Linked DNA regions of Homo sapiens: region 2 is linked to region 1. The links are chromatin loops, found by intact Hi-C in ENCODE. Cell type or tissue: endothelial cell of umbilical vein. All regions are shown on one strand. Links, peaks and the distances in the headings refer to the core of each region. The heading gives the core; the rest is flanking DNA.

Region 1 (8,320 bases), core at 1,069-6,068:
GTACACAAAATGTGTATACACAAAGGTTTATCACATTATTCTATTATACTAGCAAAAATATATATAAACATGTACCCATACTGAAGGAAAAAAAAAGACTGGAATGAATGAAATAAAACAATTTAACACCATGATGAATCTGAATGGAGGAATTATCAATTTTCCTTGTTTTCCTCTTTTTACTTTGTATTTCTAACTTTGTGCAATCATCTTGTATCACATTAAAAATCAATTTAAAAATATTTAAGAAAAAAATTTTAACAAAATTTTGAGCTAAGGTGGCCGAGAGCCAAGCCAGACAGTTGGAGGAGAAACTTCAAACCATGGACCAGACCGTCAAGTCCCTGATGGCCTCAGAGGAGGAGTATTCCACCAAAGAAGAGAAATATGAAAAGGAGATGAAACTGCTGGAGGAGAAACTGAAGGAGGCTGAGACCAGAGCAGAGTTTGTCGAAAGGTCTGTGGCAAAGTTGGAGAAAACCACCGATGACCTAGAAGAGACGTTGGCCAGTGCCAAGGAGGAAACGTGGAGATTCATCAGACCTGGGACCAGACCCTACTGGAACTCAGCAACCTGTGAGGCTGGCCCTGCCCGCAGCCAAGCTATAGTTGCGGCCCCAACCGAATCAAACTGACAAAACTGACGTTACCAGCCAAACAACAACAACGACAACTCACCTCATGCCTCTTTTTCCCTTATTTTTACTTATTCTTTACTAAAAATATGGATCAATTCTAATACCTAACACATTAACTGCGTCCAGTTTTGTTTCTTTTCAGTCCTTATCCACAGACATGTCTATCTGATGTAGTTGCAAAGATGTTAAAAGATTTTACATTTTACTCTCTATTTAATTTTATAGATGAGACTCTTATTTTAAACAATTGTATGTTTTAATTCAAAGAAAAAAGTAATTCTATGAGGTTTTGACTGGAGATAGCTTTCCACCAAAGTATAAACCCTAAAAGCAAACACAGCTATAAAAATTAATTACACCAAATTGCTTCAGCAAGGTAAACAGCAAACCCAGGACCAAGTGTTAAAACTTGAGAGAGTCAATTATCAAGCTATCTAGTAAAAGCCTCCAAAAAATCGATAATCCTCCAGCCTGACTTTCATGATGACATTAGAAAGAGCATTTAACTTTTTTATATAAAGAACAATCTCATGGAAAGCTGGTCTATGTTAATCTTTTAAACCTATTACCAACATTTTATGCATCATAATCCTAGCTAAACCGGAATATATACATATATATATATATGTATATATATATATATATTTAGGTTCGCGCAACAACAGCACTTTCTAAAAGGGTCCCTGCCAGGCAATAACACTATTCATTTACTAAATATTGCCTGGGGAGCCAGCCATGCATGACTCATTAACACAGATGGAAGTTTCACATTATATCCCAGGTCCGTGGAACAAATGGAGTGACCCGTTATTGTTTCTTCTCCTTTCATATCTATGTAATGTGGATTGTAAAGAGAATTTGATCTGCTCTGCTTTACTCCACTGCCAGATGCCATTAGATTCATATTTTGAGTTTGTTTCTCCTTTGTACCCAGGTATCATTTATCCTCATGAGTATACAGGTAGAGAAAAATCCACACCTTAAGCCATTATCTTAAAAATAGTTCTTGATCAACCTGTTATTTCTCAATAATTTTTTGGTGAAATTGCAAGTAAGGAAAATTTGATACTCAGAAAAGTTGTTACGTAGCCTATAAACTTGTACCCTGATAGTACCAAACATTGCATGTTCTCACAAAACAGAGGAGAATTATTTTATAACAGAGTAGTCTAGCAATTTTCTTTTTCTAGTATTACTATTTTCTAGTATTACTATTACTCATGCAAATAATGAAGTTAACTTAAGGCTCTGTAAACAATTAAGTAAGAAACACTTGTTTCTAAACCTCTAACAACATGATGAAATGAATTACAGCCTATCTAACCAAGAGATTATATCAAAGCCATTGACTATGATGACATAGGTCTCTATTTATTGTCCAGGACAGATGCTTAGAATATATGACCAATTAAAAAATAAACAACAGGTCAATATGCTATCTAATCCAATTTTGTGCCTCTCTATGTGTGTGTTAGAATGCAGCACCAAAGAACAAAGAATACACACCAAAGCTTATCAGTGGTTAGCTATAGGTGGGAAGACTGCAAGTGATGCATTACCTTCTTTTCACCTGTTCATGTTTTCTGTAACCACAAAGACAAGTCCTGCTAAAAAGCTTGGGGAAAATGTCATAAAGAGAGAGGGAGAATGATTGAAAACTTCAGAGACGGATAAGCCAGCTTGTCCTTCGCTTTGATATTAGACACATAGGTGCTACTTTACATAAATGATAAATTCATTGATTTGGGTAAGAGTCAAGAATCTAACAATCAATTTGCAACTACCAGGATACAGACAGTTAAACCTTAGAAAACCAGAACGTCTTTGCCATTCTTTGTCCTGTGGTGCAGACTAGTTCAATTTCCTTACCTACATGTCCTCCATTAATTGCCTTTTCAATGGATTACTAATAAGTTTTTGATGTTAAGCAAACATCAATGCTCCTATTAAAGTGAGACCAAACACTGTGACTATTTGTTTAATAACACAGTCTGAATGAAGGACGAAGTTCAATTAGCACTGGAGCTGATACAGGCTTCATTAGGAAGGAGAGACAATTAACAAGTGGAAGGCTGCAGGAGGCACTGATGTGCACGTCATGCAGCAAGCAAAAAAGGACAAGCAGCACAGAGTTTCTTTGAAAAAACTGTAACCTGAAGACTTCAGACAGAAAGAAGGATCATTAGCACAAAATTAAGCCCCCTAATAGGGTGATCCTTATCCAGCTAGCTCCAGAAGAAATATGAGGCCAAATCACGTAATCTAACTAAACTGCAGGGTATCAGGACAATTGGAAGGAACAGGAATTATCTATCAGGTAGAACTTCACTTAGCAAAAGATTTGGTTCACAGACACTGTTCCATGGATGCTACTGAGCACTATTTTTGGAGTCAGAGGACCGACCTGTACCATTAACTAGCTGTGTGACCTTGAACGAGTCACCCAACCTCTACAGTAATCTGTTTCCTTTTTTGTAGAAAATTAGGGGAATAAACAAATGAGTTCTCCTAGCTCAAAAATTCCATCTTTTTTTATCCTAATTACTCATTCTTATCCTAGTTATCCAGGAAATCATAAATTGCTTTGTCATTAACAGTAATCATATGATTTTCTCAAATGGAATGTGGTAAGGGTGAACAAAAATGCCACAATATTTTAAAGATACATATGGACAAAAGTTTTATTTCATGACTAAAACCCCAGGATTTCTCTGATTTGTTCTAATTTCAATATACATCCTCTTTATTTTAAACCAATATGATAAGACAGATTTTTTTAAAAAAACATCTTTTCTTTACAGTGTTGAGTGTTTACAACATGGTGCCAGATATTTGGAAAGAAATAAGTGTGGCTGAAGTACGAAGAGGGGATTATTTCATCTATTAAATTGTTTAATGACAACTCAGTCACACCCCAAGGTCACTCTTGAAATCACAGCCTTGCAAAGTGGCCCACGAGACTCAGACCAGCTGCCTAGTGTCTCCTTCTCTTCCAGAGCTCCCAGGAGAGACAAAGAGCCAGCCAGCCTTCCACAGTAGAAACAGCAGACAGGAACACAGAAGCATTTTGAAGAGGGGCATGAGAATACTAAAATAAAATAGGCAAGGATATAAGATGGAGGACTGGAATAACGAAGGGTTTGAAAAGAAAAACAAGTAAGCAGTTTCACTTTTAGAAACTTATTCTCCAGAAATATTTATTCAATTGCGTAAATATTTCATTCACTCAACACTCATTCAACAAATAAGATGTGATAGCATTTGAACAGAGACCTAAAAGAGAAATGAAGAAGTCAGTCAAGCAAATATGGGGGAAGAATGGTTCAAAGGATTGTAGGCAGTGGGAACAACAAATGCAAAGATCTTAAGGAGAAATTGTGCTTATGATATTTAAGAAATAGCAGATATTTTAATGTGGCTGGTGTAATGTGAATACACGGGAATGCGGTAGAAGTCAAGGTTGGGAAAAGTAGTAGGATGCTGGCTCAGGGAGGGTCTTAAAGACCATGGCATACACTTTGACTGTTAGTGACTTAGATGGAGAGTCTTTGAGTAGAGCGATTTTTATCTGATTGAGTTTTAAAAAGATCATTCTTGGCTGCTATTGGCAAGTAGAAAAACAAGTTACAAGGTAATGACAATAGTTCAGATGAGGGGTAATGGATTGGATGACAGTGAGAAGAGGTGATTAGAAATGACCAAAATGACCAATGTCTGCATATATTTAAAAATAGAATCAGTGGAATATGCTGATGGATTTTATGTGGGTATTAGAGAAAAAGAGGGCATCAAGAGCAATATCAAGATTAAGCCTGAACTTGAGAAAAATGGAATTGACATTCACAGACATGATAAAGTCTAGGATATTCATTTTCATATAGTTTCCTATATTCCCATGAATGTAATCTAAATGGCCATGAATTGTGGAATGACTACAGAAATGATGCTACATCCATACTATGGAACCAATAAATTAAGGCAGAACCACACATCCTTTCATGGAAAGACATGCATGACATATAAATGAATCAGTCATGAGTTACAGAATATGTTCACTGTGATGTTATTAATATATATTTTATATCTATATCTACATAATTAGAAATAATATTCAACAAACTTTTTTAAACTTAAGACAGGATCTCTCTATGTTGCCCAGGCTGGTTTCAAACTCCTGAGCTCAAGTGATCTTCCTGAGCCTCCTGAGTAGCTGGGACTGTAGATGTATACCATCACCCCTGGCTAAACACAAACTTTTAATAATAGTCATCTCTATGAAAATTGGTAAGTGGAGGAGGGGTTTTCATTCTCAACTTGTGTTTTACCATTGTTTGAGGTTTTAAAAATTTAGCAATTTTACTATGGCTTTTTAACATTTAACATGTGCAATTTTTGTAATTAAAAAGTTGTCTTCTTATTAAATAAACATAAACAAGACTGCCTAGCCAGTGGAGGGGTATAGGATTGTGGTTAAGGCCTGAGATTTTGAAGTCAGACTCTAAATTCAAACACCGGCTGTACTGCTTATAGGCTATGTGACCTAGAGAAAATTGCTTTACTTCTTTGTGCCTCAGTTATTCTTGTTTCAAATGGGATAAGAGTAGTGTCCATCCGAGAAAGTGGTTGTGAGGATTAAACAGGATGATCATAAGGTTCTTAAAACAGTGACTGGCACATAGAATACACTAAACAGGAATGTTATGAATAATACTCTACCATGAAATATACCAACATAAAAGTTATAGAGTGATTTATTTTTATAGCATGAAAAAATATGTGTGTGGTTAGGGAATGTGTGCAAAGGTGGTGGGCTGAAATAGGAGAAAAATGGTAATCGAGGAAGCATAATTTGATAGCTTCAAAGATCAATAGAATGAGATAATGTTGAATTTTTAAAAAAAAGGAATCCCCATGACAAAAGATATGCATATTCCAGTTCAAAATATCAGACTGATTACTTTTTAAAGAGACTTGATCTTTTTTGAAATGTTGCTGCTATGATTGGGGCTAATCTTTTAGTACTCTTTACCATATATGCTAGAACAGACGGTGGCCCAGAATATGAGTCCTCCATTTTCTCAATATGAAGATTCCCGAAATGTTTTTTAGCCAACTTCAGTATATTAACTTCAACTTAGAGACAAAAAGTTAAATATTTTCCTCTAAGGTTTATTTTTTGTACATTTCTATATGCAAGTGTATTTAAAATCACATATTGTATGAAGTACATTAATTTAGACATAGTTTAGATATATTACTCCTTACTATCCTCACAATACTTGGAATAACTTTCTTGGAATTCTTCACATGCGTCTTCATCATCATGTCATTATCATCTCTGGATGCATATTTTGAGATGTCTAACAGTCTTCTAGCACTCATTATATTCTCTTCCATCTAAGTTGTTTGAAATTGTGCATGATGCGACTGGTAGCAATATCACCTCCTGCCTCAAGTACTCATCAGCATTACATTGAGGCATTTTCTCTTCATCCTATAGAAGTAGATACCTAATCTCCACAACCCAAACACACAGAATTTTCCTTTTTAAAGACTCTTTAAAGATTTTGTTCACAGTGACATGCAATACTTGAAGTCATAATGTGAAATCTCCAGGAACATTTACTAATTATTTCTTAATTTGGGAGGCTTCTTTTCTAAACCTATCATGGCAGATGATCGCTTTAGGTATGGAAAACTCGCATTCACTGAGGTCATTAGGGTTTCTGTGGTTTTATGTGCTATTGTACAGCACATCTCTTATGAGAGATTCCATAATAACTTTGTAGTAAAAGCCACCCCATCTTCTGGAGGATGATATTTTGGGGGAAAGACAGCTCTTCTTATGTTGAGGCACCAATCAGGCAGTATGCTAAGCCTCTTATCATATAATGTCTTTTATAAACATCAGAATATTTCTGTGAGGTAGTTAATATTATTGTTGCAATTGTCCATATGTGAAAACTGAGGCAGTTAAGTAACTCGCCCAGGATCACAGTGCTAAACAGTGATGAAGTAAGGACTTGAAACTCCAAAATCTTAGGCTCTCAGCCATGACTTTTTATAGTACTACCAGTAAAGCTATTGGCAAAACATCCCGTTTTGATGAAAGGGTGAGAAAAAAAGAAAGAGAAGGATCCAGAAAAAAGCATGTATCTTTTCATCATAAAAGATCAAGAATTCAACGGGAGAGGGAAATATGGTCAAAGCTGGAGGGTTTTTTTAAATCAACATAATTATAAATCTTCATGGACCAAGGAAAGAGCAATCTTTCAGACACAAAGAGACACAGCTATTTCAAGATATTTTTCTATAGATGACATTACAGAACCACGGGGAGTTAAGTTGAGTAAGATTTTTCTAAAAATGCAACTTGTTAGGGCCTGGAAGTTTTACTTAAGAAAACATTAGAACATAGCCTTTCTGGTTTCTTAAAACAAAAAGTAAAGTGTTGGCCAAGGGAAGTGTGATTTTTCCTATGAGTAGAAGTTCTACATAACAACAGTCTCTGACATCATTGGGCAGAAGTCATATTGGACAGAAGTCATATTGGACAGTCAGCTGTGTAAAAAGAAAAGAAGGAGCGAAAGTCAACAGTCAAGTCAAGAAAATATGATTCAGCTCTCTTGTAAGCTTAATCAATTATGTTTAATCAACTATGTTTTGTGGAACATGCTGGATTATTCAATGTATGTATCTTGAGAACAAAATAATGTCTTTTGCAGCAACTTAGATGGAGTTGGAGGCTATTATACTAAGTGAAGTAACTCAAGAATGGAAAACCAAAAACCATGTGTTCTCACCTATAAGTTGGAGTTAACCTATGAGGATACAAAGGCATAGAGTGGTAAAATGGACTTTAGAGACTCAGAAGGGTGAAGGAAAGGGGAGGGTAGAGATTTTTAAAAAAAACTACACATTAGGTACAATGTACACTACTGGAGTTATAGGTGCACTAGAATCTCAGAATTCACCACTATATAATTCTTCCATGTAACAAAAAAAACAACTGCACCCCAAAACTATTGAAATAAAATTTTTTAATGTACCCTGAGTGTTCCTTACGTGACTAGAACCTTGTTACACATTTCAGGTTTATAAAAAATAGTCTCTGTCCTCAATCTATTTAAAATTTAAGAATAGTTATCTTTGGACTCTGGAATTATGTTGATTTTTATTTTTCCTTTTGGACTACATTTTCCAGCTATGTTAACACAAATTCATATGAGGAATAGATGAAATTGATACACCGGTTTTTTAATGAAAATTAGTTATTTCATTCATATGATTATTTTAAGCGATGTCTATTTTTATGGAACCTTTACAATACAGTTGTGTCTGAAAACAATACACTACTTATTCAACATTAAATGGTTCTTATTTAGCTAATTTATTGGTATCAAAAGGCAATACGTAATTGAGTGCCAAATGAATGTCAAACAGAGTCACGAATGCAGTGGAGAGATCACTTCTGCCTAGACTTGTCAGGCATACATTGACAGAAGCTTCAAGTTTCCATGAATGAACGGGAAGCAGGAGAGAGCGCAGACAATCAGTGTCAAAGGCCCACAAAAAAGTAAGTTCAAATCATAGAACTTGGAATAGGTGCAACCAAGGGGTGGTGAGTAAACAGTAAAGAGGATTGAGAGCGTTCCTTGGCCCAAATCCAAGGTCGCCAAAGC
Region 2 (8,320 bases), core at 1,426-6,425, 160 kb before region 1:
ATACTCTGCAAGGAATTGTTACAGAAAAAGGTTGCAAAGGAGCAAAGTAAAATATTTTATGAAAAGGGAAAGGAGACTAAATTCATGCATTAGTGTGGCAACTATTTATAGTATAATTAATGAATCTACTCATTTTTAACAATTGTTCCTTTATAACCATTTTTACATTTGCCTTTCTTCAAAACATACAAAATTCCTTACAGACAAGCCAAAGTGTAAAATTAAATGATATCATGACATCTAATTACTAAGAATAATTCTGACTTAAGAAGAAGAGAAGATATTACAGCCAGTGTTCAGCACTGAATCTAGACGGAAGTGTTGATGTTCTTTTCTTCCCAAAATTAGCTGGCCACACCCATTTAAAGTCCCTGCCTTTGTTCTCTTGCTTGTCTTGGAATTCACATGTCCCTAGCTGCTATTTGCAGGCTGAGATTGGACTAGGAATGCTTCGCTCAGGTTTTTACTCTGAGAAACTCTTGATAGCATGGGTTAATTATCTTTCATTTCACCTCGCATTATCACTCACTCAATTAAATACAAATTTAAATGGAAAAAGCAGTTTCTCCCCCATACAAATGTTTGTTTTTAGCCTAATGTGCTTTCTAAATAACTGGTTGCCATAGTGGCAGGCACTTTGGAAAAAGTGTGTCAGAGTGAATAAAGATCATTAAAAATGACTAATTAGCCATCAGATAAGAAGATGCTATTTGCATGCTCATGTGAGAAACAGAATTCTTGCAAATTTCATGTACCTGCACATAAAATGAGAGAGAGGTAAAGGTGAAGAAAACAGTGTTTTCTTTTATCCTTCTTTCTCCCCAATCAGAACTCTATTTCAAAAACATATTATAGGCTACAAAAATTGCTTGATCCTCTTGGTTACCTGAGTACCAATTACTGCTGCCTTTTTAGACTATCCATCCAGTATCTGTCCTTTCATGGGTCAGTTGTTTGTGATATATATGAAAAGAGTGTAGACATTGGTACTTTAGCCATGATTAGACTCTGCTACTTCCCTCACCAATTCAAACCTCACGATTTTATTTCCAGAGAAATGTTTCTATGCACAAAGTCACAGAGACACTACCAATTTCAGTTTAACCTGTCTCTTCAATTGACTACTTAAACTGACAACTCTAATTGTCCACTAGTGGACACATTTGTGCATTAAAATGTCTGGTTACATTGTTCTAAACCAAAGGATAATCTGACTTCAATAATCAGGTCTGAATTTAGAGGCTAATTGCATTGCATCCTTTAACCTTTAAAATGAGCTGCCCTTATAATTTAGCAAAATCCTCCACACATTTCTCTAAAGCCGAGGATTCCAAAGAAATTAAAATGAAAAGAGCAGATTATTCTACGTGACTGAAAAGTGACAAAGCAATGACCCCCCAAGTCTCCAATTTCAAAAGGTTCATAAAATCTATGTTCGTACTGTATACTTGTTGGATTTATAATTCATTCATTGCCCCCCTGCTCTCATTTGCATGAAAAAAGGAGGGAAAGGTCAATATGTCCCTTTTAAAGTATCTGAACTTCAGTCCCAGGAAGCACTGTTTCATGGATGCCGTCTCTCTTTTCCTCCCGCTCTTTCTCTTCCTCTCTCTCTACGTCTCTATCTCCATCTCCTTCCAAAAGACACAACCCCTAAGTGTAGATTTGTTTTGGTTTCAGAAAAACTTGAGTCTTGATCCTAATTTTACCCTAAGAAATGAAATAACTCAGCAAGCATCATCTCTCTTTCAATGTTGTTGTTTCTTCAGTGTAAAGATTATTTTTACCTACTCATTTACTAGCAGTACCTTGAATATGTTTAACAAATCATCATTCCATATTTGTTTGCTGCTGTGTCATTTGTAACATTTGTAAAAGGCTGAACAGAAATGAAGTGAATTATGTGAAGCTGATATGAACCATAGACATTGTCCTCAAAGGGATTATAACCATTCATCTACTCAGTGTAAAGAAGCAATGAAAATATGACCTCAGTAAAAGATGAAGCTATATGTAAATATCAGATGCTATTATGTGTTAAACTTTTTCTCTATCACTTGTCTAGTCTGCTATGTAATAGAAAAAAAAAACTTAAAACTCACGTGTTTCTCTTCTAATTCCTAGACTAAATTTTACATTCTGTCATTTATTCTGATTTATTCCACATAAAACACAACTTTCAATTGGATAATATTGGTTAAAAAGCAATAAATCCAAGGAAAGTACAAACATGCTTATTTATGCCTAAGACCATTGAATTGAAAGGACAATTTGAATTTGTGACATTGTGCCTATTGAATGACTAGAATTCCTCTTTTTCAATTAGAAATGCTCCACCAAATCAAAGAAAGTCTAGAAGGGCAAATGGAAAGTTGCTGTTCAATAGGTATAGTTTTGGTCATGCAAAATAAAAAAGTTCCTGAAATCTACCATACAGCATTGTGCTTATAGTTAACAATACTGTACTATACACTTAAAACATTGTTAAGAGGGCAGATGTCATATATGTGTTTTTCAACCACAATACAAAATAAAAGTCCAGGAAAGTCTCTATTCTGTGGATGATTAAGAAACCATTGGGATTTGAATAAAGCATTAAATAATCATCTATTTAGTCACTAATAGATTTAATGATAATCTGTTGACCTCCATAAGTGAAGATACTATTATTTTTTAATCTCCCACAGTGAGCAGACTATACTTGGTTTGCTTGTACCATGTGCGGTTTCTAGGACTCCTGGAGGATCTAATTCAGTAGGTCAGCTTTATGGTCCCCAAGTTTGCCTTTTAAACAGAACTTCATGGATGGATTCATAAGCAGAGGTCCACAGACCACACTTTGAGAAGTCTGGGATGGTATGCCCTCTCTATCGCAAATGCTAAGGATCAATGATCAATTTAATAAATTCATTTGTAATACCTTTTGTGGTTTCTGTGAAACACGCACATAGAAAGCATTGGCCTGAGTGTACTTCAAAGCCTAAAATAGTGTAATATTAAGGGGCCAATTCTGGGTATAAAATCTATGATTCTGGCACTATTAATACCAATAACTGGTTACCATGGTGACAGGAATTCTGATCAAAGTGTCTCATACGACGAATAAATTTCATTAAAATGACTAAATGACTAATATACCAATAATGGGAAATTTACTCAATTAATAAATAGCCATAATTCATGGGCAAGTTAAATTAGTAGAGGAAAAAATAAAGAGGAAAGAAACTACCCTTGAATCTGCCAGATCTCAGAACCTGTATTTTTTTAAGCTTCCTGTAAACACAGTGAGACATCCGAATGGTGACGCTGCAAGTCTAGCCTTTTGTTTGGCTACTTTTTGCGTGGCACCACTGACTCTGATAAGAATATTAAAATTACAGGAGTTATAACAATTTAGAAAAACATTTTAAGGAAGGCTAATGATAACAAAGACACAGATAAAATATATCACCAGGCCACAGGACAGTTCAAGATTACAATTCTTTTACTGGAATGAAAACCTTTTTTAGTTCAAAAATCTTTAAATCACTTTCAGGACACCTTGGTATCCCTGGAATAGTCTTCTCTTTCATATAAGGTCAAGTGATCATAAATAAAAATCATTAAATAGAATCACACTCACAGACAATAATTTCCTGGATAAATAACCTTGTATATTTTAAGATGTCTTGGAATATGTAAAAAAATCATTCTCCCCTAATCAGACCTGCTGCAGCTAACGTCTAGGAAAGTTTTTCTTACCATGCCTGAGTAAGATACCATTGGAATGTGAAGAATTTCAATAACACAATCTCTATAATGCTGAAAAATTGTCAAATCATTCGCAGATCACTTGCATTTGTACTCTTCTTTTTTTTTTTGCTATATATGAGCAACATTAACAAAATCAAGTTATCAATTTTTTAAAAATTGTCTCAAGCAAAATTTAGATCTAGATCTAGATACACAAGATTGATTAATTCCTAGCTCTCATGCTTTAAAAAAGTTTTTCACAGTTTTCTCCTGTCAAAAACACAATGCCATCATCAAAAGAGAAGTTGCCAACCAAAGTAGTGTAGGTGAAGTCCAAACCCATGTTCCATCTTCACAACCCAAGGGAATGATTTGACACTAAGGACAACAATTTGAATAAGTTAAAGATTTTGTTGCATTAATGCAAGACACTGACTGAGTGATTACGATGTTACACCATATGTTAGGCAATGGAGGCAAAACTAATCAGGTGAAGGTCCTTCCTGCGCTCTCAAAAGTCTGCATTGTAGCACACCTTACCATCACAGGGACAGTTTTAGCCAAAGTGGTAAGAATCACAATCCAGGTATGCAAACTATGTGTGGGAGCATAAATGAACTTGGGAGGGACCCTTTAGGTCTAACAGAGTCACTGTTAAGTGAAATACTTATTTCACAAATCCCACTCTGCCTCATGAGCAGGAGTAGGTTCCAGACAGGTAGAAAATAATCTAACATAGAGGGGCATTTGTGTTGGAGGAAAAACATCTGTCAAGACATAAAAGTGCACGGGCTGCTTTGCAGGGTTGAAGTCTGGAGTAAATGGTGGGTACTATCAGGAGAAGGGAATGCAGAAGTCTTTCCAATCAAAATCTTTCAAACAAATTTGTGTTTTTCTTCAGTTCACTAGCCTTTTTTGAGGACCAGCCATTCTCCTTTCAAAGTGTCTCACACTGTAACAGTCATGCGTTGAAGTACAATTCCCTCCTAGGACTAAAAGAAGCAAACTGAAACACGCCCAGCACCCCTGGAACTCATTCCCAGCCCACTGATGAGAAGCTGCAAATCAAAGAAGAGCATGTCCTGATTACTAATCAGAGGTTTCAGAATTAAACTCTGGAGTCAAACCTTGATTCACTAGCTGCCTGAACTTGGAGAAATTTCTTAACCTAACTAAGCTTCTCTTTCTATATCTGTAAAATGGAGATGATAATACTTACTTAACCATGTTGTGAAAACTAAATAGATAACGTAAGTGTGTAATAAAATTTATGTTAACAACTCACCAAATGATAGTCACTAATACTACCATTATCAGTCACCATGGGGAATAGAGAAGAAATCATAGTAAAAATTTCTACTATGCCCTTCTAAGAGACAGGAGCTGCTTAATCTTTATAATATTCCATGACATCAGCACGATTATAATTCTCCTTTCTACAGACAAAGAAACTGTAGCACAGAGAAGTTAAGTAATTGCATAAGTTTGCACAGCCAATAAACGATAGTCATCTGAAACATGTTTGGAAAATTGTCATTCTAGGAAGTCCTTTTAGCCCATAGAAGAAACTTGTTCTCTTCTTTAACAAACAAAAAATAAGAGTGTATTCTCAGCTTCTCTTAAGAGGCATTATGCTATTTCTAAATCTATCTAAAATCTCTTTATGTTCATTTATGTTTTCTGCTTCACCCATCTGCTAGTGATTCTGTCGTGTTTTCCTTTCATTTTTTCCTTTACTTACTTTGCTCAAATCACACATAAGATCTCCTTGCGGTGACTGATATTACCAGATTTGGACAAAAAGTCGATTTTCCCTTTAGACTAATGTTTCTAACTCTAACTTCATACAGTAACTCCTTGTCCTCAATCCTTCACTAGATCTGTTTTTTAATTGGCATTATGTCTTTTTGTGGTGTGACTGCTGGAATTACACCTGGTATTCAGGATAATTGGGAAAGTTGTACTGAGTCTGGTTTGCAGTATTTTTTAAAAAAACAATCCTTGCTCTCAAGAATCTTAGAATATAGTTGATAAAAGAAGCTAAGATACTGACAACGTGTGATGAATAACGTGGTTGTATTTGGTTATTCCCCTACTCACAATGCCCTTCACCTTTCCCTACTTACTCAAATGTAATGCACCTTTCCATGGAAGCAGAATGCAATTTTTGTAGGATGATTGGCATTTTAAAAGAAAGTGGTGAAAAAAAAATTTAGTGAACATTACAGACAAAGGAATAGCATAAAACAATGTTCCCAGAACCAGTTTCCTGCTCATCATTATTTTGCAGGCCGTTAATAAGTGTACTACAAAGCACAAGTGTTCTGTCTCAAACAAGCTGGGGAAAGTCTGGTTTAAATTGAGTAAAAGACTTTTTTATTTTGCTTCCTTTTTTAACACAGTAGGAATTTTCAGAGCCTTCAGTATGCTATTGCATATTGTGAATCTCCTAGAGAGGAATATGATACAGTATTTCTCAAATATATTTGACCATGGAATTCTAGCCAACACATTATGGAACTAACATACAATGAAACACAGTTTAGGAAGCACATTTTAAAAACCATAAAGATAAAACAAGCATTATTTAGAGGATGTAAGAAAAATAAACTTAATCAGCACATCCATCATTGGGATCAGTGGAATCTCATGGGTTGAGGATGGAGAGCAAGACCCAATGAAGGGATTCAGCCTTGATGCCACGTAAAATAGGAGTTCATTTCCACGGTGTATACCATCATAGGATTCAGTCACGTAAGGATATATGAGTTTGGCTAGAGAGCAGCATTCACATTCAAGATGCGTCTTTGCTTAGCAACACAGGAGCTCCTGGCATGTCACTATTGTTTTTCATAGAGCAAACATAATAAAGGTAAAGGATTTCCCTTCTGACATCATTAATTTTCTACTTGGCACAAATAATTTCTATAAATTAAATTGACACCTAGAAAAGATTGGTTGTCTGTTCAATGGTAAAACTATATTACATCTCTATTCAAAAAGGCTGAGGTATAAATTAATTTTTCAGATCACCCAAGGAAAGCTAGTTATCATTTTCTAAAAATAGGCCAAATAGATGTGCATGATAGAAAACTTTCCAAATTGCCATCTTTGGTATAGCTATGTCATTCAACGAAGAAATATGCAGGGTGATCTTGTTATTTAAAGACATGGAGGTAAATCTCAGATAAAACAGCTAGAATACTTTAAAATAGTTTTTCTGGAGAATGATGTGGGGGCAGAAGGCCAGTGAAGGAAGGAGCAGGGGACAGCTGTTTCAACTATGTCATTTAGTCTTATTTGATATTTAATCACTTATGTAAGATACTTTGTTGAAAAAAAGTAATTTTTCAAAAAGGATCATACCTTTACCATTTAACGCTCGTGGCTAAACTACACAAGTGCAGAAATGAATAGTTAACCTTGGAATAATATGGCTTTGACTTATGGCTAACACACACTGTGATAGGGGGTCTATTTAAAGTTTGATTACTAAGTTATATATTATATATATATTTTATAAATATATATATATATATTACTCTCTTTCAGGCAAGGAAGACAGTTTAAAATATAACAAAAGTATATTTGTTTAATCAGGAAAAATTTTTTAATTTGAATAATTTCAAATGGGGTTCTAAAAAATAAAAATCTCCCCTTCAATTTGAAATTATAATTTATTTTCTTCTTCTCCATAACATTTATTATCTGCATTAATTATTAGAGAATCCCTTACAACTAGTCCACAAACTAATGACAGGTCCATATTGTCCTCAATTTTTTGCCCTATAATCATTTTACATTATAGATGCAAGACAAAAGAGGAGAGAAAGGAGGGAAGGAGACAGAGAGAGATTAGAAAGAACAACTGGGGAAATTTTTATCCAGGGTTTTTACAAACAAAAGTGTTTTAAAGCCATCTCGAACTCTGGCAGTGTTGCTTTTCTGTTCTTTGGGTGTTTTTATTTAATTATACAAGAATAATCTCAGAAGCTGGTGGTGGTTTCAATTTGTCTGATAGAGAAAGCTAGAGAATTACCCTTCATAATACTTAATTAAACATTTCTATCAATTACACTGAATAAATATGCAGTCACAACGGCTGCTGGTTGATTTGACGTTTAAAAAGATGGCATATATTAAAGCCCCAGTTTGGCTATGCAACACATTAGATTCAGTTAGCAAACATAGTGATTGTTTTTCCTAAGAAAATTGTTCTTTTTAATTAAAGCATTTGCTCTTCTCTTAGCACTTTACAATGTGTGATGCAAAATAAACATAAAATAGTTACTGCATATTTTTCCTCAGCTTTCTCAGTCCAGATACCAAATAATTTGATTCAGAATAATTTCTGAAGGGTTTATTTACTTGGATTGGGAAAAAAAAATACTACTGGCAAGTTTGGTAATCAGAAAATCTACTTGATCAATAAATCTTGCTACTTAGAAAACTCCTATGGAAGACATGATGAGATGATGTGGGATCTTATGCCTCCTTTTCACTCATGACTAACAAATGAAATCTTCAGTTAAATGCATTGACATATAGGTTGAAAAAACTGAGTCATATGGGAAAATTATTGTTTCAA

Evidence for each region. A loop is a pair of places that touch in the nucleus more often than their neighbours do. Peaks named below come from ENCODE experiments on the same cell type or tissue, not always from the same donor. Only the 100,000 strongest peaks of a DNase experiment are listed, where the experiment ranks them.
Region 2: a loop joins it to region 1, with 9 times the contacts of the local background. A loop is called at or near these places in 1 of 110 quality-filtered maps.

What each region holds. Positions count from the first base shown.
Region 1 is chr5:163,701,465-163,709,784 of GRCh38, reverse strand. LOC102724458 (a long non-coding RNA gene) reads right to left here and starts at 619. Exons shown (of 6, transcript XR_941167.3): 1 at 544-619. In endothelial cell of umbilical vein, for the core only: no CTCF peak of the experiment used is centred there; DNase peaks (open chromatin) are centred at 1,384, 3,204 and 3,624; H3K27ac peaks cover 4,220 bases.
Region 2 is chr5:163,862,927-163,871,246 of GRCh38, reverse strand. No RefSeq gene overlaps it. Among named protein-coding and RNA genes, the nearest start is that of MAT2B, 360 kb to the right of the region's middle. In endothelial cell of umbilical vein, for the core only: no CTCF peak of the experiment used is centred there; DNase peaks (open chromatin) are centred at 3,316 and 3,746; H3K27ac peaks cover 4,683 bases.